Linked DNA regions of Homo sapiens: region 2 is linked to region 1. Evidence: read pairs that join two places in POLR2A ChIA-PET (ENCODE). Cell type or tissue: MCF 10A. All regions are shown on one strand. Each heading gives the region's core, and the rest is flanking DNA. Links, peaks and the distances in the headings are about the cores only.

Region 1 (10,858 bases), core at 3,086-8,085:
GGTGGCTCACCTGAGATCAAGAGTTCAAGACCAGCCTGGCCAATGTGGTGAAACCCTGTCTTTACTAAAAATACAAAAATTAGCTGGGTGTGGTGGCAGGCTACTGTAATCCCAGCTACTCAGGAGGCTGAGGCAGGAGAATCGCTTGAACCCAGGAGGCAGAGGTTGCAGTCAGCCAAGATTGCACCACTGCACTCTAGCCTGGGCAACAGAGCGAGACTCCATCTCAAAAATAATAACAATAATAAAATAAATACCTCATAGACGTGGAATTATACAGTATTTGCCCCTTTGTGACTGCCTTATTATTTATTTATTTATTTCAGACGGGGTCTGTGTTGCCCAGGCTGGAGTGCAGTGGCACAATCTCGGTTCACTGTTGCCTCCGCCTCCAGGGTTCAAGTGATTCTCATGCATCAGCCTCCTGAGTAGCTGGGACTACAGGCATGTGCTACCAAATCTGGCTAATTGTTTTGTTTGTTTTGTTTGTTTTTGTATTTTTTGGTGGAGACAGGGTTTCACCATGTTGCCCAGGCTGGTCTTGAAATCCTGACCTCAAGTGATCTGCCTGCCTCAGCCTCCCAGAGTGTTGGAATTACAGGTATGAGCTACCACCCCCGGCCAGCGACTGGCTTATTTCACTTAGCATGTCTTGAGATTCATCCATGTTGTAGCACGAGTCAGAATTTCCTTCCTTTGTGTATGCTGGGGGAGGCGTTTTCCTGCTCTCTTGCCCAGGCTGGAGTGCAGTGGTATGATCACAGCTCACTGCAGCCTCAACTCCTGGGCTCAACCAATCCTCCCACCTCAGCCTCTCAAGTAGCTGGAACCACTGGCATGTGCCACCACATCTGGCTGATTTTTTTTGTTTTTTTGTATAGAGACAGGATCTCACCATGTTGCCCAGGCTGGTCTTGAACTCCTGGGCTCAAGCAATCCTCCTGCCTCGGCCTCCCAAAGTTCTGGGGTTATAGGTACAGTTGTGAGCCACTGCACCCGACCTCTGAATTTTCTTCCTTTTTCAGGGCTAAATAATACCCCGTTGTACGTACATACCACATTGCTTTACCCATTCATGCGCCCATGGACATCTGGGTTGTTTCCACATTTTGGCTGTTGTGAATAGTGCTGCTATAAACACAAGTGTACAAACATTTCTTTGAGACTGCTTCGTTTCTTTTCTTTTCTTTTTTGAGATGGAGTTTTGCTCCTGTCGCCCAGGCTGGAGTACAGTGGTGCCATCTTGGCTCACTGTAACCTCTGCCTCCCAGGTTCAAGCGATTCTCCTTCCTCAGCCTCTCAAGTAGCTGGGATTACAGGGATGCACAACCACACCTGGCTAATTTTTGTATTTTTAGTAGAGATAGGGTTTTGCCATGTTGGCCAGGCTGGTCTCAAACTCCTGACTTCAGGTGATCCACCCGAAGTGGTGGGATTACAGGCGTGAGCTACCACACCCGGCCAATTTTTTATATTTTTAGTAGAGACGGGGTTTCACCATGTTGGCCAGGCTAGTCTCAAACTCCTGACCTCAGGTGATCCACCCGCCTCGGACTCCCAAAGTGCTGGGATTACAGGTGTGAGCCACCGCACCTGGCTGAGACTGTTTAGTTTCAGAGGCTTCAGTTGTTCACCTAATGATCCCTTTTTCAAAGTAGTTGTTTTTGTTTTATTTATTTTTTCAAGACAGGGTCTCCCTCTGTCACCAGGCTGGAGTGCAGTGATATGATCATCGCTCATTGCAGCTTCGAACTCCCTGGCTCAAGCAATCCTCCCACCTCAGCCTCCTGAGTAGCTGGGGCTACAGGCATGTTCCACCACACCCAGTTAATTTCTACATTTTTTGTAGAGGTGGGGTCTCACCATGTTGTCTAGGCTGGTCTCGAACCCTGGGGCCCAAGTGATCCTCCTGCCTTGGCCTCCCGAAGTGCTGGGATTACAGGCGTGAACCACCGTGACTGGCCTCAAAGTAGTTGTTTTAAAATTCAGAGTCTCCTTTGGGCTTTTTTCTTTCTTTCTTTTTTTGAGACAGAGTTTCACTCTTGTTGCCCAGGCTGGAGTGCAATGGCGTGATCTGGGCTCACCGCAACCTCTGCTTCCCGGGTTCAAGCGATTCTCCTGCCTCAGCCTCCGGAGTAGCTGGGATTTCAGGCGTGTGCCACCCCACCCGGCTAATTTTTTTGTATTTTTAGTAGAGACAGGGCTTCTGCATGTTGGCCAGGCTGGTCTTGAACTCCCGACCTCAGGTGATCCGCCCGCCTCGGCCTCCCAAAGTGCTGGGATTACAGGCGTGAGCCAGCTCACCCGGGCTTTGAGCTCTTAAATGCATAGTGAGCCCTGCCTTTGCCCAGCCCTGGCCAGTGCTAAGAACTTTACATGCATTGCCTCACCTCATCTGCACAGAAGAGGGTTTCTATTAATATTACTATCCTCATTTTATTGATAAGGAGCTGAGGTATAGAGAAAATAAAAAGCGCGTCCAAGGTTACACATTCGGTAACTTGCTGGGGAAGTTTTGAAGCCAGACACTCGGATGCCTGCGCCCACATTCTAAACCACTTTGCTCGATGGCTTAGCGTTCCTGGGAAAATGGAGAGGCAGGCACCATTGTCATTGTGTGGAAAAACTCAAGTCACAGACAACTTAAGCGGCTCTGAAGGCCACAGGGCTGTTTTCTCTGACTCCCGTCCCGAGTTTTAGAAGCTGCAGTACAATTATTCACAGACATTTCTTTCCTCTTCCCTCACTGCCTCTCCAGACACTGTGTCCCTAGGATGTTCCTTGTTCGGAATCCAGCCTCATCAGCCATCCCACGGCCCGACAGAAGCATCCTGACATCATCAATCCACAAGAGACCAAACGTCTGCTGAGCCCAGAATGAATCAGACAAGAGAAAGGTTAGGCGGCCAGGGGGAGCTAAAAGCCCCTAAAAGTTTAAAGAGATCCTACCAAATGGGTGGTTGGCTCCCACAGAGATTAGTTTTAATCAATTATTAAGCAATAGTTTAATATTTTAAGAGTCTGCTCAATCACAGAGAAATGAAAACATTTCATGACTTTTTTCCCTACATCTTCCAAAGCAAAAAATGTAAAGCAAGTGTACCTCCAGTGACACATTTTTAAAAAATTCTTTCTATTGAAATAATGGAATGTCTTTATTTTTTTTTAACTTCTTTTGTATTTGCCACACAGCCTGGCCTGAGTGGGTGCTGACCAGACACTCACTGAGCAGATGGGGTCCTGACTGCCTGAAGCTGGAGCACCCTGCTTTGTTTGGGGAGGTACCATAATGCCCTAACCTGCTCCTGGCTACTAACCATGGTGCCACAGTCTGTCCTGGAAGCCTCTGGAAGCTGGACACATGGGAAAGTCTCAGCATCTCCACTCTTTTCCCCACTCCCCCAGCCCCCACTTTCAGAGCCAATAATTTAGGAACTGGGAAGCAGCTGACAGAGGGCAGTGGGAGAGGGAAGGGTTAAACACTGTTCCCATCTACACGATGAACTCTGAAATAAGAGAGGTCCTGGACTCCCATTTTATGCTGCAATTAATTCTCCCTTTGGAGTCTGATACAATGTGCCTTTTTCCCTCTGTGCATCCATCCATGGATCCACCTACCCACCCATCCATCCACCATCCATCATCCGCCCATCCCTCAATCCATTCACCTATCTATCCACCAATCCACCCATCCTTCCACCCAGCCATCTATCCACCCATCCCTTCATTCACCCTACCATCAATACATTCACCCATCCCTCCATCCACCCATCTACCCCTACCATCCATCATCCCTCCATCCACCCATCCCTCCATTCATCCACCCATTCACCCATCCCTTCATCCACCCATATATTCATCCATTCATCCATCCATCCATTCATCCCTCTCTCCATCATCCATCCACTCCTCCCTCTATCCACCTATCCACCATCCCTCCATCCACACATCCACCCATCCACTCATCCCTCCATCCACCTATCCACCCATCCCTCCATCCACTTATCCATACACACACCCATCCACCCACCCACCCACACCTCCATGCCTCCATCCATCCTTCCATCTACCCATCCACCCATCCCTCCATCCACCCATCCCCTTATCCACCCATCTATTCATCCACTCATCCATCCATCCACTCATTCCTCTCTCCATCATCCCTCCACCCCTCCCTCTATCCATCCGTCTACCTATCCACCATCCTCCATCCACACATCCACCCATCTACCCATCCCTCCATCCACTTATCTATACACACAACAATCCATCCATCCATCCACCCACCCCTCCACCCCTCCATCCATCCTTCCATCTACCCATCTACCCATCCCTCCATCCACCCATTCACCCATCCCTTTATCCACACATCTGTTCATCTACTCATCCATCCATCCACTCATCCCTCTCTCCATCATCCACCCACCCCTCCCTCTATCCATCCATCCACCTATCCACCATCCCTCCATCCATGTATCCACCCATCCACCCATCCCTCCATCCCCCTATCCACCCATCCCTCCATCCACCTATCTACCCATCCCTCCATCCACTTATCCATACATGCTCCCATCCATCCGTCCATCCACCCCTCTACCCCTCCACCCATCCCTCCATCCACTTATCCATACATGCTCCCATCCATCCGTCCATCCACCCCTCTACCCCTCCACCCATCCCTCCATCTACCCATCCACCCATCCCTCCATCCACTTATCCATACACACTATTCATCCACCCCTCCATCCCTCCATCTATCCACCCATCCCTCCATCCACACATCCACCCATCCACCCCCCATAATCCAATCACCTCCTACCAGGTCCCTCCCTTCACACGTGGGGATTATGGGGATTACAATTCAAGATGAGATTTGGGTGGGGACACAAAGCCAAATCATATCACCCACCTACCCATCCACCTACCCACCCACCCATCCACCTACCCACCCATCCATGTAACAACATGTACCAGGGGCCCAGCTCTAAGCCAGGTGCTCAAGGATTCACTGTCTGGAGCAGAGACACACCTGGACCCCTACATGCCATCCAGGGTGCTGGGTGCTAAAGCAAAATGTCCTCAAGGTATGTTGAGCACAAGGAAGACAAGAGCCCCTCTGTGGGGCAGGTGGCCCTGACAGAGAAGGGTCTCTTCACTCAGTTCAAGAATACCACATAGGCAGACCAGCTGAGGTGTGGGGCAGAGGGAGTGAGACATGGGCCCTCCAGCCTGGGGCTTGTCTGTTCCAGCCCCAGCACGCTCTGCCCTTCCAGTATCCACTTTCCTCTCCTGTTAAATAAGGACGCTCCAGCCTTTGCCTTGGGCCATGCAGCGTGGGGTCACCTGGAAGCGGTCTGCACACTGGGCAGGCCCCAGCATTTCCTAGCTGCCCCTGTCTTCCTGGGGAAGCACATGGGTGGGGGGAGCAAGGCTACGAGGCCTTCCTGCAGATCATTCAAATGCATTTGCTGCATCCAGACCACGCCATGCCTTCATTAATGGAGACCTTCAAGATTGCTCTGTTTGCCTCAAAGCCACCCACTCTGCAGTGACGTCCGATCCAAAGTTTTTGCAAAGTTTGCAAAGTTTTCAGAAATGGGCCAGCACTTTAAACTCCAACTGCTTCTGCCCAGAATTTTCTCTTCCTCCACACAGCTGCCCCCAGACACCCCAGCTTCCATTCACGGTGAAGGCCTTGCCTCGCAGCAGTAACGTAAGAACCTGCTTTTGGGTTTTCTGAACTCCAAGCCTCACTAACCAAGGGGCACTTTATAATTGATTTGCCTCCATAAAATTCACAAGTGACTAATACACCCAAGAATTCCCAAGCCGCTCCTGGCTATGAGTTCCAACGTAATCCGTGTGTGCGCTGTCTGCGTCGGACGTCACCGCAGAGTGGGTGGCTTTGAGGCAAGAGCCGTGGTGCAGGAACACACTGGCAGAGCCCGGGCAGAGCCTTTCCTACATCTTTTGGTTTCGATAACAGGGTTTGCTTTAAGTCTTCAGCCAGGGGACCTGTATATCCTAAAGACAGTATGTAAAATATTTATTAAGAAGAGTATCTATTTTTAACTAGGGATGATTTCAGTTCTATTATTCATGCAGCCTCGGAGGGCAGGCTTCATGCTTGTCTGCTTGCAGGAGACGTGAAACAGAGCAGAGGCGAGTCTGAAATCAGAGACCAGGGCCTGGGGGAGGGCAGCGGGGGATTCCGAGCAGGAGAGGTGGGAGCCGTAGTGGATGGTACCTGCCTGGTTCCAGCCAAACCTCCACATTCGGGTCACTCTGTCTCTGAGATGTGGTGAAAGCTTTGGCTTCATTTTAAAAACAAAGTTATCTGCACCCCCTGCTAGTCCTTTTGAGGCTCCTCCTCTAGAGACGCCTCGGCGTGTAGGAGTCACCTGAACAACGCCCCGTGCAGCCTGTGGAGCCCAGGATAAGGCATCCCATTAAAGACAAGCACCTGCTTCCCGGCAGGCCCCACGCTGACAAGGTCTCAAAAAACAAGCTGGAACCTGTCAGAACCCAAAGAGAACACACTCAGCTACCCGCTGAGCCGAGAGCCATGGCGGGTGTCTGGTGAAGGTGCCAGGGTGAAGACCTGCTGAGGGACAAGGTTAGGACACCCTCTGCCCCCTCGAAATTTCTGTGTGTTTGTTTTTTTTTTGAGAGGGAGTCTTGCTCTGTCACCCAGGCTGGAGTGCAGTGCGTGATCTCGGCTAGCTGCAAGCTCCGCCTCCCGGGTTCACACCATTCTCCTGCCTCAGCCTCCCGAGTAGCTGGGACTACAGGCGCCCACCACCACACCCGGCTATTTTTTTGTATCTTTAGTAGAGACGGGGTTTCACTGTGTTAACCAGGATGGTCTCGATCTCCTGACCTTGTGATCCACCTGCCTCGGCCTCCCAAAGTGCTGGGATTACAGGCGTGAGACACAGCGCCCGACCGCCCCCTCGAAATTTCTAAGTACAAAGCTGCCGAACATCTGGGCACCTACAGCAGGAGCCTCCTGCACACCGAGTGGAGGTGATGACCAAGGGTGCTGAGGGCAGGAGGACCAAAGCTGAGTCCTAGATCACTTGGAACAGCCTTGGGACCCGGAGGCAGTCCCTTCACCCTTCTTAGCCTCTGTATTCTCAACTGTAAGTGGGGAACCCCAGAACATGCATCTCCTGGGAGGTTACGCATCACGGAAGACGCTCTGCCAGGATATCCAGTCCCTCCGTCTGCAAATAAGGAGGCGGGGGAGGGAGGGAGATGGACAGGCAGGGGGACATTCCCATTTGGCGCCTTCTGTTCCACACACACTGTTTCATTTGATTCCCTCCCATGCCTCTGCATTTTGCACTGGAGATGAGGGCTCAGTCCCCAGAGACCCCGTTCCTCCTCACTCACACCCGAGACAGCTTCAGAGAGGCGGGTCCTACCAGGGTCAACGTCCTCACAGGCAATGACTCTCCTGGGGATGGCAGCCGGTGCCTGCTGACCACGCATCCAGAGTCTCCTCCTCTCTGGGCGCCCCTTCTTATTTCGGGAGTGGGCAGATCGGGAGCCTCCCCACAGGCAGCCCCTGGGAAGCACACTCTGGGCCTGGCGCCCAGACTGCAGCTCCAATTCCTTCCTTGCCAGCCTGACCTTGCCCGGTGGAATCAGAGCAGCTGATGAGGCGGGGAGGGAAGGAGGCCCACGCCCAGAGGTTCCAGAACCATCAGGGGCACACACTCAGAAACCAAGGAGGCACGGACCGGAACATGTAGGTCAGCGCCAGAAGGCCCCGTGTGAAACCCAATTACAACCTGCCGGCAGGAAGGGAGCGTGGTGTCCTCAGACCTCGGGGAAGGTTGCGGGGTCAGCATGGCTGCAGTCAAGCTGGCTCTGCTCACCCTGGCATGCAGGCTCTGGGGCTCAGATCCCTGAATGGGCTGGCCATGGCCACCTGGGGCCCCCTGACTCCATGGAGGAGAGCAGGAGGGGGCAGGAGGGAACAGGAGAGGGCAGGAGGGGGCAGGAGGGGGCAGAGCTTCTCTTCCCTCTTAGGGCTGCCTGGGGAGGGCCAAGGAACGCGTGTCCTGTTCTGGGGGCTCCCTTGCTGGCCTGTTCTGCCCCCCTCCCTCTGGCCTCTTTGCTCTTGCTCCTGGGAAGCACACAGCTCGAGCAGACCCACAGTGCAGGGGTCACCACGCTCTCAGCCTGGGCCTCAATCTCAAACTCAAGGCCAGCCCACAACTCCCCCCAGACCTCCCCACCCTAGCATGGCTCTCAGGTATCCTCAAGGAAACCCCCGCCTTTGCTGCTCCTCACCCAGCTTCGGGCACTGCTTTCTGATTGGCCTCCCATCTCCCACTCCCTTTCGTCTTTGCCGCTCCTGTGACTCTCCTGGCCACAGCTCTCGCCTGTGCCCTCACTGCTCCCAGGTTCAGCGGCTCCCCACAACCTCTTGAAAACACACATGGAAAGTTATTCTGTCTTGGAGTCACAAGGTCACATTGCGGGGGCCTTGATAAAGATCTGTCCGGTTCCATTTGTTTATCATGAGCATGTATTTTTTGCTTTAAAAAGGATAGTGTTATTCAGTATAAAAGTAATCAAAGAAAATGTGCCTGTAGCCATTTTTAAAGGAAGGAAGGAAGGCGGAGGCGCAAGGCTAGGTGGGCAGCTGTTGGAGACGTGGCCTGGGGCCCCACTCACCCTCTGAGCCCTCTTGGATTCAAGCCTGAGGGGTCCACCTCATCCAGCCTGATGCCAGGCCTCCAGCCATGCCTCCCACCTCCTCCACCCGGCGGAAGCTGAACCCACTGGGGAACTTTGCCACCTGGCCCACGTTCAGTTTCCACCTTTGAGCTAGGATGAGATCAGACTCCCTGCCAGGGGTGGGAAGCAGGAGCCTCATCTGGGTTGGGTAGGAGATGGCGAGGCCTTACAGGCACATGGGGTGCTCACTGAGTTCTGAGCTCCACACACAGACCTCTCCCCTGACTGCCTGCGAGGTTTGAGTTCCGGGCGTGACAGAGCCGAGGGCTATATGTCTGGCAGCCCCCAGGGCTGGTGCCAGCGGCTCTGAGCCCAGCACCCAGGAGTAGATAATCACCATCTCTCATCTGCACACTGGAGACCAAGACCTTGTGCCACCCGTCCAGGGACACGGCCAGCACACAGCAACAGGACTTGAACCAGGGTCAGCCTGGCTCCAAATTTGAACTGCAACTGTTAGGGGTGCTCCGCCCGGGGCACATTGCCAGGCACCCCCGTCTGTTTGCAGCCCAGAGAGTAAGAGGCACCTAACCCAGAACCGGAGAACTCCAGAGGCTCCCCTCCCGCCCTGCTCTTGGCCAGTGAGGGCAGCTTGCAGCACGCCAGGGCGCTCCCAGGTGGAAACGCCACATGAAGCCTACTAATGGCCAAGTTCCTGCCTTTATTTATGTCCCTCTGCGGAGAGGCTTGAGGCTTCCCAGCAGCAAAACACTTTAAAAACGATAAAGAGACGCTGGATCCCGACCACAGGAATCCTGGAGGCTGGAGACACTGAGCCATAGCTGGTGCCCAGCTTTGAGGACGGCGGCCTCCCGAACTGTGGCCAGGAAGACAGGCCGGGCTCCCTCGGCCAGGGGAGGAGGGAGGAGCAGAGGGAGACAAGAAGACAAAGCCAGACCCCACGCACGCCCCGGCCGGCCTGTGTCGGCACCACCACGGTGGCCCGGAAGTCTGTTACGGGCGACATGCCATGCTTTGCATAATTCCACTCCTACAGCTCCCCAGCAATCCTGAGTTTTGTTCTCGCGCTATTTCAGATACGGCCACTGGTGTTCAGAGGTTAATGTGTGCAAGGACCCACAGCAGGCGACCGGAGCAGCCAGGATCCAAACCCAGGCACGGTGGGGGAACTGCGGCCTTAGCCGTGACGCAGCCCGGCCTTATGGCAGGCGAATTCCTGTGATGCTGCCCCAGCACACACTCACATATACACACAACACACACATATACACACAACACACACACTCACATATACACAACACACACACAGAGGCACACTCACATATACATACAACACATACATATACACACAACACACACACACAGGCACACTCACATATACACACAACACACACACACAGGTATACTCACATATACATTACTCACAGGCACACTCACATGACCACATCCTCTTCCTATACACTCACACACATGCTCACAAACACAAAAAAACACTTTTTTTTTTTGAGACGGAGTTTTACTGTTACCCAGTGCAGTGTCGTGATCATAGCTCACTGCAGCTTCAACCTTCCTGTCTCAAGTGATCCTCCTGCCTCAGTCTCCTGAGTAACTGGGACTATAGGCATGCATCACCATGCCCAGCTAATTTTTTATTTTTTGTTGTAGAGACAGACTCTCGATATGTTGCCTAGGCTGGTCTTGAACTCCTGGGCTCAAGCAGTCTGTCCACCTCAGCCTCCCAATTATACACTAGGATTACAGGCATGAGCCACTGTGCCTGGCCCCACATCCTCTTTCTATACACGCACACACAAACACACACACACAACCATGTCCTCTTTCTACATGCACAGACACACAACTACACTCTGTTTCTAAACACACACACACACACGCCACCTCTTTTTCCAGTGACCTATCTTTGCTTCAGACACCAGCACCTTGGAGGCCTCCAGCTACAGACTCACCTGCTCGAGGTGTTGCTTGATAACAGCTGAAACAGCTTCCTCCATCAGCCCAGGTTGTCAGTTGCAAGGAGCAAAACCTACCTGTGGTTAACTGAAGCAGAAGAGGGAGTTGACGGAAAGGTAGTGGTTGCCTCAAAGATGAAAGAGACTCCAGGAGAACCGAGTTTGGGCAGGACTTC
Region 2 (10,858 bases), core at 3,374-8,373, 350 kb before region 1:
TGTCCTGAGGGCCGGCTGGCGGCAGCAGGGGGATGCTGAGAACACTGGGGGAGTGGCTGGCTTCTGTCTGCACCTCTGAACCTCTGAGCAGGCTCTGCGATCTTCACAGGTGGACCCGTCTGTACACCATGTGCACCCCGATCTGCACAATGGCAAGCCCCAGGAGTCACAGGGACGGCTGAGGGCTGCAGGAGGCACTCATCATGTGGGGGCGGAGCCCCGGAGGACCACCAGCAACACGAGGAGGGGGCGGAGCAGACATCATGGTGGGCGGAGCCCCGGAGGACCACCAGCAACACGAGGAGGGGGCGGAGCAGACATCATGGTGGGCGGAGCTCCAGAGGACCACCAGCAACACGAGGGGGCGGAGCAGACATCATGGTGGGCGGAGCTTCGGAGGACCATCACCAACACAGAGGGGCATGCACACATTGTAGGGGGTGCACACATCATGGGGGGGTAGGGGTGGAGATCCGGAGGACCGCCAGCAACATCCATGGCCAGACGTGGGGAGGGGAAGGGAGTAGAGGAATGACCCCTCAAAAACACAGGGAACTTTCATCTCTGGGAAGTTATCGCCAGGGTAACGATGGAAGGAAGGGCGAGGCAGGTGAGGTAGACGAGGCTCAGTTTCTACCGGAAACACTTCAAAATGCCCCTCAGTGGAATGATTGCTTTTAAACATGCAGGTGCAACAAGCTGGTTAAGAAATTAATTCACAGGAAGGCCTGTGATGCCTGCAGGCAGTTACAAGAACACTGCAGGCAAGGGCATGCCCAGCTGGCTGTGGGAACAGCTCCCCAAGCAGTACTGAGCAGATGACCCCTTCAGCAGCATGAATAATAAACCCGAGGCCCTGGTATCTGCCTGGAGCAGGGTGTAAAACGAAGGCACGCTGCAGCCTCCGTGCTCATGGCCACGTTCTGCCATTTGGGGCACTCGAGAGCAACAGGCCCTGGGAGATCCACGGGACCAAGAGCCAGTTTTAAACAAGACGCCCTGCACTGCAATACCATGATGGGCTGTGGATGCAGTGAGAATGTCACGAGGAAGGTACGAGGAAGGCTGTCCCCTTTCACCAAGAGCCACCCCTGAGACTAAAAATAAAGACATCATCAATTTCCAGGTCCTAAAAGGTACTAAAAACACGAAGTCTGAGAATCAAAGTTGGCTTAGACACGTTCCTGCAGCACTGGCGGTGCTGGGGAGCAGGCTCAGGCGGCCGTAATCCCAGACCTCTGCATGCAGATGGCATCTCTTCCTCCCTTCACCCTGGGCTTTGTGTCATGTGAGGGTCACCGTTTTGTGCATCCCAGAGCCCCTACACATGGTCCTTCATCCGTGGCCAGGTGCCAAGATATTTCTAAGTGTGTCCATGTAGATGACGAAGATATGGGTGTAGGACAGAAACCACGTTTCAAAATGACTTCCTGCCAAACACCCTTTGTTTACATAATGTGGCTCTTCAGTGAATTTGAAGAAGAGTAAAATAGAAATGACCCACACCTCTCGCGTCCTGATCCACAAAGCCAAGCTTTCTGTTTAGCAAGAAAAGGTTTTAGTGTAACAGGGACAGGCAGGAGAGATGTGAGATTTACGTGGTGCCCCTTCCTGGTCCTGTTCCTGTTCCTCTATAATTTACACAGCAGTTTTCCACGTCCTGGTTCTGAGCTCTGGAACTGTGGCTGAAGGCAGACGGCCGAAGGCTCATGATTTTACAGAGGCAAATCATGGCCAAGGGAAGTGAAAATGACTTGTAAGAGCAAATGCGGTGATGGGATCAAACTCAGGGTTTTAACCTTAAATCCAGTGCTTTAGCCAATCTTTCAAAGCAGTCATTCTTTATCTGTAGTTTAATGGGTAGCAGGGAAAATATTTTGCTGAAATATATGGTATTCAGGTCACCATTATGGAGCGTTCTCTGGTCACAGCCAGGTGCAGAGCACTGGGCCCAGGAGGGTTCAAGGTTGAACTGAGGTCAAGGTCAACCTCAGCTGTGCTGAGAGGAAGAGCAGCAGCTCCCCGCATCCAGCTCAGGAAATCAGGAGCAGCTGGGAGAGATGGCAAGCACGGTAGCCGACCCGTGCCAGCAGAGCCATGGTCAGTGCCCCAGGCCCAGAAAAAGAGTGAGAGATCCCAGAACCGGAAGAGGGGCTGGAAGCTGCTTCTGCTTGGAGAGAGCATATACATAAAATCCTAGGGAATCTACAAGAACCAGTGAACTAGCAGAAAATCCCAGGGAATCTACAAGAATCAGCGGAACCAGCGAGAGGTCAACTGGTGCTGGGTACGACTGACGCCTGCCTCCAAGGTGGAAGCCCTCACCGTCCGCTTCGGCAGCAGCCTCCCCACTGCCCCCTGACTTCAGCTGTGACACCAAAGTAGTACGTGAGGACTTGGGGTGTGGGGAGGCTATGGTCAGGGCTGGGTGCAGGGAGCAGAAGGGCTGAGCAGGGGCCCAGGGGTCCGTGGGCAGCACAGTTGGGGACCTGATGGCCTGGGCTGGACTTGAATCAGCAGCGGCTGTGGGTGGGAGACACAGCAGTGGCTTTGTGTGGGGTGTGCAGGGCTGACGGGTGAGAGCGCACAGTGCGGGGTACGAGCCTGTGGCTCGGGGTGCCTGCCAGTGCCTGGACAACAGGGTCAGTGAATTTGGCTGAACAAAGCCCAACAGGGCAGCTTCAGCGAGCACAGCAGGTCCTGGTGGCCAGTGCGACATGGCTGACAGGGCTAAGGATGAGGCTGGGTCTCAGTGCCAGTGACTGGACGGAGGAGCTGACAGAATGTGGCCTGGGGAGCGCCGGGCAGCAGGCAGGAGCCCCGGGGGCTTAAGCTCCGTCCACTCTCCCCTCACCTGCCACACAGAAAAGGAAAGGGTGGTCTTCCCCGGCTCCAAGCCATGGCCTCTCCAAGGTGTTCTTGGCACTCTCCTGTACTTGCTCTGTGACTTTGCTAGACCTTCCATTTCCCTGTGTGGGCAAGGAGCTCCAGACCCGGCGCAGGGGCCCAGTGGGGTGCCGGCCCCTCGCATGGCAGCTATGTGGCCCCTGCTCCCTCCTGTGGGCGGCGCCTCACCAGTAAATAGGCTGCAAATTCAAGCTAACTTCACAGGGGACTTAGGAATTAAGAGACTTTGCATATGAAAGCCGCCTGACAGGGCGCCACACACACATGCACGCACAAGCGCCCACATACATGACCACCCCCGCACACACGTGCACACAGCAGCTGGCCGAAGTCCGGGGGGAACGTGGACCTGCTCCTACAGGCCTTCTAATGAGTTGCTGGGGCTGGTTTGCTTCAAAACCAAGCAGGGAGCAAAGCCAGCCTTGCCCTGATGCCGGCTCCTCCGTCCCGCTCTCCTCACCCGTGGCGGCACCCCCAGAGCAAGACTGACTTGGCTTCTTCCCGGGGCTCCCTGCCAACCTGGCTCCGAGCCCAGCTCTGTATCACACACGTGTGCCCCTCCGCACACGGACAGCTAAAGGCAAAGGCATCTCTGGGAAATCTTTGTCCCCAACAACCCTGCAGAGGGCAACATATCCCCCAACTCCATTCTCAGCACACACCCTTTGTTCTAGAATCTTCACGTTCTATAAATGAGCCCTTCCCAGACCCTTTGCACCACTCTGTACAGCTCTCCTCTCCACTGTGTCACACGAGGAGCTTTCGAGAGTTCTCCCGCAGCTGAGCCTTCCACATTTTCCTTCGAGGGTCTCGCCTGCCATCACCACTGGGTAGACGAGGTCCCCAGTCTTGGCATCGGGCCAGCCCTGCTCCTAGGCCGCACAGGGCTCCTGACCAGTTGTCTCTGGAAGGCTCCCCGAGCCCCAGCCGGCCACACAGGCTTCAGCCCGAGTCGCCTCTCCCAACCCAGGCTTGGTGCCGCCCTCCCAGCCCTGCAGCCCGACCTCCTCTGCCCACCCTCCTGGAGGAAAATGCTCTCCACCCCGTGTTTCCCTACAATCCACTTGACACCGAGGCCAGGCAATGTTTATAAACCACAGCTTCATTCTTTGATGTCTTTGTTCCAAAATCTGTAATAATCCCCATGCCTGCTAAATGAAGTTCAACTGTGTCTACCGGGAACCGTGCACCGTCTGCGTGGATGGGGCCTCCCTGCGTGTCCCCGCACACAGCCACAGGGAGTGGCCTGCCCTCCTCTAAATGTCTTCCCAGCCCTCCCTGCCACCTCCATGTTTGGACCCCCGCCCGACATCCACCCCCTCAAGGCCCTTCCTGGCGTTTCCAGTTCAGCATAGGCCGGGTCTCGCCCACACGACTTCTCAGCCCCACTCCTCTGACCCATCTCGCTGGTAGCTCCTGCAGGAGGTGACCCTGCCTCACAACAGGGCTGGTGTCACCTGCAACCCCTGCCAGCACCCAAGCATAAGCCGCTGGGGACAGGGACAGCTGACCTTGTGTCTCTCTTAACATAGCTAAATATGGGTCCCTGGCCTAGATGATTGAGGGGCGAACACATGGCTGCAGGGCCAGGGCTGATGCCCGTCAGAGAGGACAGAGCTGGACAGCCCCGTGTAAGGGGGTGGCCCCTAACACCTCGGGGCCTGGCCCAGACCACCTGTGCAGGGTTGAGGAGGGGGAGAAATGCAATGGTGGGCACAGGAGAGCCAATGCGGGGTCTGGGCGAGGCAGAGGCCAAGTTTATGCCATGGCGGGGTTGCTTCCAGTCAGGGTCAGGAGCACGGGGACAGCCTTACGGGGGTCAGACACAGGCAGGGGGACTGAGTGCAGGGCACCAGGGGAAGGCCAGGGACAGGACGGTGTGGGGGGACTGAGCGCAGGGTACCAGGGGAAGGCCAGGGACAGGACAGGTAGGTGACAGCCCCCACGACCCAGAGGTGGCTGCCGAGGCGGGCGCGTCCCACTTTACCCCAGAAGAGAGGAAGGGAACGGCGGTGCCTGGAGAGGGAGCGAGGCTGGAGAAAGGGCAGGCTGGAAACGCAGGGCTCGGCATCCCCAGAAGGGCCGGCAGGTTCACATCACTCTGGGGAGGAGGGCGGGGATACTCACGCTGTCCACTGCGAGGATCTTGGCCCAGATGAAAACGAGAAGTGGCCGCAGCTCTCGGGCCGAGCTCTGGAGCAGCTTCAGCACGTAGGGGAAGATGCCGACAGACAAGGCCTGGGGGCGAGGGAGGGCGTCAGCGCACCTGTGCCGCAGCAAGGGAACGGGCAGCAGCAGGGGTGCCACGCGGGACCAGCTGCGGTGCTATCTTCAGCACATATGGGAAACGCAACAGGAATGAATGGGCCTCACTTAAAGTAAAGAGGGGCTTCCTCCAGATTTATTCATCTCTGATTTATTCCTAGAAGCTGCCACATACTGCCAGCCTTGACTGGTGTCAAGAGACTGGAATGAATCGGGTGGCAGCTTTTCCTTGTGGAGGCGCAGGCTGCTTGCGCCTGGGGCCCTTGCCTGCCCTCAGTGGCCTCGTCTGCTCTTGGCAGCAGAGCATCAGGCACCTTCACTGTGTTGCTCACGTACGAGCCACGGCCACCTGTGACGGCACGGCCACCTCTCCGTGACGGCATGGCCACCTCTCCGTGACACCACGGCCACCTCTCCGTGACGGCACGGCCAGCTTGCTCAACACTCATGTTTGCACTTCAGATACACCTTGGGAGAAAGATGCCTGCCCTGGGAAAGGCAGGGAGGAGCGGGGGTTGCCCAGGGGCTCACTGGCGCCCAGTTCTGGCCATGTCATTCTCAGGGGACTCTCTGCCCTCAGAGGCAGGGGAGGGAGGGCGTGGAGGGCACTGCAGTGTGGAGGATGCCTGGCAAAGTACTGCTGCACTCCACAGCCAGGGGTTTCTGCTGTGTCCTTATCTCAAAGCTGCTGGAATTTCAAAGATATCCTAAAGGTATCACCTTCCAATAAGTGAGGTCCCCTGTAACCAAGACAGGAGGTGGTGGTGGGACCTAGGCCTGGGTCCCTTCCCTGTGAAAGGCCACATTTAACAAGGTATGAGCAGTTTCTCTGGTTCGGGTGGCTGGGCCCTCACCTGAGAGGCAAAATCTGTACCTGTAAAAATACCTCGTTTATCCAGCCTCGATTCATGTATTAGGCAAATTTCCAATGAGCAGAAGCTTAATTCTTTAAAGGGAAGAAACTGGTTTTAAAAAATTAACCTTAAAAATGAAACTCTTTCTAAACTGTTATGAATACATGCTTCCTGTCTTCTTAGAGTGCACGCAATACCACGCAGGCCTTTCCAGGATGACTAAGCGACACCACCACGCACACACCAAGTGACCGAGTCACGCCAGCCTTCCTCCGATGACTCAGGCCCTGACTCTGTTACAAGCTATTTGTGGCCTCAGGCACCTGGAGTGAAAATGGCCCAGTGGTGAGTGCTGAATGATTCTTCCAAGTTTTGGATGTTTTCTCTCGTCCTTCAGTGCTGGACTATCAATTACCACTCTTTGTCAACATTATCTGATGAAAATACTTAAATACACCAAACCCAGGTACTCACCACCCAGCTAGTGACAGCGGTTCCGCACCCACCGCCCCACCGCACCGCTCCCAAGCACAGTAAATTAAGGCTCATATGTCATGTGATTTCATTGGTGAATATTCAGTGTCTATCTCTAAAAAATTAGGTCTCTTTTATAAAAACATGATCCAGTTACCACACCCAAGAAAAACGAACAATGATTCTTGAATAACATAAATCCAGCACCTGTAAAATTTCTAATTGTTTTATGAGTATTCATTTTTGGAACTTCAACAGAACCAAGTAAGGTTTACTGTACATGGCAGCTGGCCATAGGTCTCTCGAGTTTCCTTGACTCTGTGGTTCCCTCTCAGCCTCCTTTTACTTTCCCTGTGAGTTATTTGTTAAACGCACGTCGCTTCTTGATCCTGCCTCTGCCAGGGTGTTTTTAGTGGCCATTACTACTCTGCTATAGAATGAGGAACCAGAAGAGCGTTTCCGAATTGTGCCTGCCATGATGGTGAGCAGACAGTGCTGAGGATCCAGACTCCTCCTGGGGGAAGCAGCACCACGAGGTGGGTGCTGCGTCAGGCTCAGGGGCGCCCTGCTCCTCCGCAGCGCTGGGGGCGGCTCAGGAAAAGGTGACCGGCCGACAACACACTCACTCCTATGTCTAACATCAGACATAAAGAGGGGCGACAACCCCAGACCCCCAAACGCCAGGCAGCACTGCAGGCTGCACGGGTACAGAGTGGGCTCCTTGAGGGCCTCAGGAGTGACAGGACACCAACACGGTGGACACACTCGCCCTGGGTCTCACGGCTGGGGGTGGCTCTGGATCATGAAATACGTGCACAGACTGAAACACGGAGCCTAATCTCTGTCCCACCTCCCTCAGCCCCCAGGTTAATGCGGAAGGCACGCACCAGGCTCACTGCCCAGGGACCCAGGTCCAAAAATCTTCCAAGCAAGTCCAATGCTCTCAGCCGGTGCACTTGGCTTAACAGCACCTGGAAGAACAAGAAGAAAATGGTATCACTGCAAACCATACTGGTGTGCAACCCCGAAACGCTGCTGCATGAGCTGCCAGCTTTGGAGCGGTCTGACCACAGTTCAGATCTGTCTGCTGCTTCAGTTACCTAGAGCTGGTGCTCCTTTCCTTACAAGTTCATGCTTTTAGACAGGTGAAGAAAACACGCTTTATGCCTTTATTACACAGATAAAAGATGCTCAATGTAGAAAATACTAGAACAAACATGCTTTAATTGCATTTAAAAAGCTAACCCACTGGTGACATTTAGGTATATGAACTCAGACATTGTTCTTTATGTCCACACTTCTCTTACTGATCTTGAACTAGATAATATGTGATTCTATTTCTCAGCTCCTTTTTAAACTAAACAATGCACTGTGAACATTGTTCATATCAGTAGGTATGTACTGACCATATTATTCCCAAAGGCGGCACAGTACTTCCGTTATGCAAATGTACACAATTCTTTTAAACAACTTCCCCAGTGATAGATATTTAAATTATCATCAAAATGTTCCTACTTTTACCATTTTTATTTATTTATTTTTGAGATAGGGTCTTGCTCTGTTGCCCAAGCTAGAGTATAGATGCCAGATCATGGCTCACTGCAGCCTCAACCTCCTGGACTCAAGTGATCCTCCCACCTCAAACCCTGAGTAGCTAGGACCGCAGGTATGTACCACCATGCCTGGTTAATTTTTGTATTTTTTATAGAGATGGGGGTCTCACTACATTGCCCATGCAGGTCTTGAACTTCTGGCTCAAGCAACCCTCCCGCTTCAGCCTCCCGAAGTGTAGGGATTACAGGCGTGGGCCATCATGCCTGGCCAAAATGCTGCTCTGATAAAGAAGATTGTGATCAATATCCTAATGGGTACATCGGCACATGTACATGATTCTTTTCCACTAAGATAAATGTGAGTATTAAAAAGGTAAGGTCGGAGCATATATACTTAAGTTACCAAATGACCCTGAGGCTGAACCCACTCACACTCTCGACGGCACGCACGTGGGCACCAGCTTCCTGCTGCCTGAGCTGGTCACCCAGCAGCGCTCACTGCGGTGTGACTCTGGGCAAGTTAACGTCGCTGAGCCTTGATTTATTAATTCATAAAACACATATAACACAACACCTGCCCACAAGGGTTTCATTAAATTAAATAATAAATTTAAAGCTTGTGGGACAATACTAGCCCATATTACACTATTATTAGCCAAAAGGACAGGTGAAAATACATCCTTTTCATCTGGATTTCTTGGATTTCAAGGGGAGTACATTTTGCAGGTTGATGGGCCATTTCCCCAGTAAACTTGCCCTGCATGCGTTTAGTTTTCTACTTCAAAATGTGGCTTTTTCTTATTGACATGTCAGAGTTCTTTATAAGTTAGAGTGGGCTCTGCCAGAGGTTTTGCACATACTTTTTCTGTTATATTAAAGTTCTACACTTTTTTTTTTTTTTGAGACAGAGTCTCACTCGGTCGCCCAGGCTGGAGTGCAGTGGCGCAATCTCGGCTCACTGCAAGCTCCACCTCCCGGGTTCATGCCATTCTCCTGCCTCAGCCTCCTGAGTAGTTAAGACTACAAGCGCCTGCCACCATGACCGGCTAATTTATTTTTGTATTTTTAGTAGAGACGGGGTTTCACTGCATTAGGCAGGATGGTCTTGATCTCCTGACCTTGTGATCCACCCGCCTTGGCCTCCCAAAGTGCTGGGATTACAGGCGTGAGCCACCGTGCCCGGCCAAGCTTTACACTTTTAATGGCATTACTTCTTTTGATTTTTTCCTTAATGGTGGCTATGCTGGAAGGCATGTGCATCGACTCCCTCCAACCTACAGCATTTCTATCCACGATGCCCCAGTCATCCAAGGGGTGTTTATGGGGCAGGTGCTGCGCTGGGTGCTAGGAGAGTGACCACAGACAGTAGGGACCACCTCACCCATCCTTCATGTGGCCTGGGAGACAGACATTAAACAAATGACCGCCCCATCACCATGCCTAAACACACAGACCCTGGGAGCCCCTGACCTGGCCTCGCTGCAGGCCTCGGAGGTTTTCCCTCCCCCCAGGAGAAGATGCACAGGACACAGCTGGGCAGCGGGTCCTGGAGGTGACATGAGGGGGTTACCGCGTTGCAGGTGGAGAGGCTGGAAAAGCCCGGGTGTCTGAGGATGCACGGGCTACCAGTATGACTGAGGTCAGTGATGGGGGAGGGGCCGGATAGGGAAAGGCCCCGCCGACGGCATGCAGAGAGGTCAGTTTGTTTTGAGATCCAGAAGCCACCAGCCGACGTTAAGCAGCAGTGACTGGTCCAGTGTGCTCGCTTTGGGGACAGGCCTGGCAAGAGGCTGGAAGTCGGGGAGGCGAGTGGAAGGGGGTGGGTTTGACCAGGGTGCCAATACGGAGATGGGGAGGAGGAGACTGCAGCACTGGCCAGAGGCTGAGAGAAGAAGGGGTGAAGGAAAGCAAACTCTAGAAAAGAAGGTTTGGGATGAGTTTGAAAACCCTCAAGAGAGGCAGGGGAAAGGGACGAGGAGGCCAGTGAGGGTGGAGGATCGGGGGAGGGGAGAGGAGATGGCGGCCACCTGGGTCAAGCTCCTGGGGGTCGGCCAGCACGACTTCCACGGAGGAGCCACCGAGTCAGGAGCATGGGCCCTGGGGAGCCGTGGAGAGGGAGGAGCTTCCCTGTGGTGGGAGAAGAGCACTGGCAGGAGGATGAGGGGGACAGGGAAGGTCACAGGTGGCAGCAAGAGGAGGTGGCTAGCCAGGCTGGAGGGGCAGATGGGGTATGGAGGGGATCCCAGCATGTCCAGCCTTGGGGGCAGAGAAAGAGCAGTGGGAATGTGGCCTCACTTCCCTTCTATGTGCCCGGAGCCAGCTCCCACGCTGGGTTCACCATGGACCCAGGAGTGGCAGGTTCCCCGTGCTGGTGATGCTGAGAGTCTCTGATTAAGAGGCTGGGAAAGGAACGTGGGACTGCTCGCAGGATATGTGAACTGGAACCGGATCCCTCTCCTATGCTTAACTCGGGGGCTGTCGCATGCCACTGCTGCCTGGAACTCAGGTTTGAGGGGCCAGTCGGAGGAAAAGCACTGGCTCTGGGGCCGGCTAACCTGATGTTAACCCTGCCTCCATCTCTGCCCAATAATTGGCTTAGATTCCTAACTTCTGGAAACTTCAATATCATTATCAAGAAAAACGGAGACAACAGTACTTGACTTGGGCTTATTCTCAAAGTTCAATGAGGCAGAGTCCGTAAAGCGTCTAGCACAAAGCTGTGTGCACCAAGGTGTCCAGCGGATGTAAAGTCAGCATCATAGTGTTCGGCTACCAGATGTCTCCACCACCCAAGGTTTTAAGGAC

Evidence for each region. ChIA-PET counts read pairs that join two places held together with the same protein. Peaks named below come from ENCODE experiments on the same cell type or tissue, not always from the same donor. Only the 100,000 strongest peaks of a DNase experiment are listed, where the experiment ranks them.
Region 2: POLR2A ChIA-PET joins it to region 1 with 5 read pairs; 2 of 35 experiments call an interaction of 5 or more read pairs at or near these places.

What each region holds. Positions count from the first base shown.
Region 1 is chr17:80,497,198-80,508,055 of GRCh38, reverse strand. No RefSeq gene overlaps it. Among named protein-coding and RNA genes, the nearest start is that of NPTX1, 26 kb to the right of the region's middle. In MCF 10A, for the core only: no CTCF peak of the experiment used is centred there; DNase peaks (open chromatin) are centred at 5,865 and 6,455.
Region 2 is chr17:80,852,077-80,862,934 of GRCh38, reverse strand. It overlaps RPTOR (regulatory associated protein of MTOR complex 1), which reads right to left. Exons shown (of 34, transcript NM_020761.3): 12 at 7,388-7,471; 13 at 5,035-5,145. Among named protein-coding and RNA genes, the nearest start is that of CHMP6, 130 kb to the left of the region's middle. RefSeq lists enhancers at 4,469-5,398, 6,106-6,255, 5,399-6,329, 6,266-6,415, 6,152-6,446 and 3 more. In MCF 10A, for the core only: a CTCF peak has its summit at 3,468; DNase peaks (open chromatin) are centred at 3,444 and 6,294.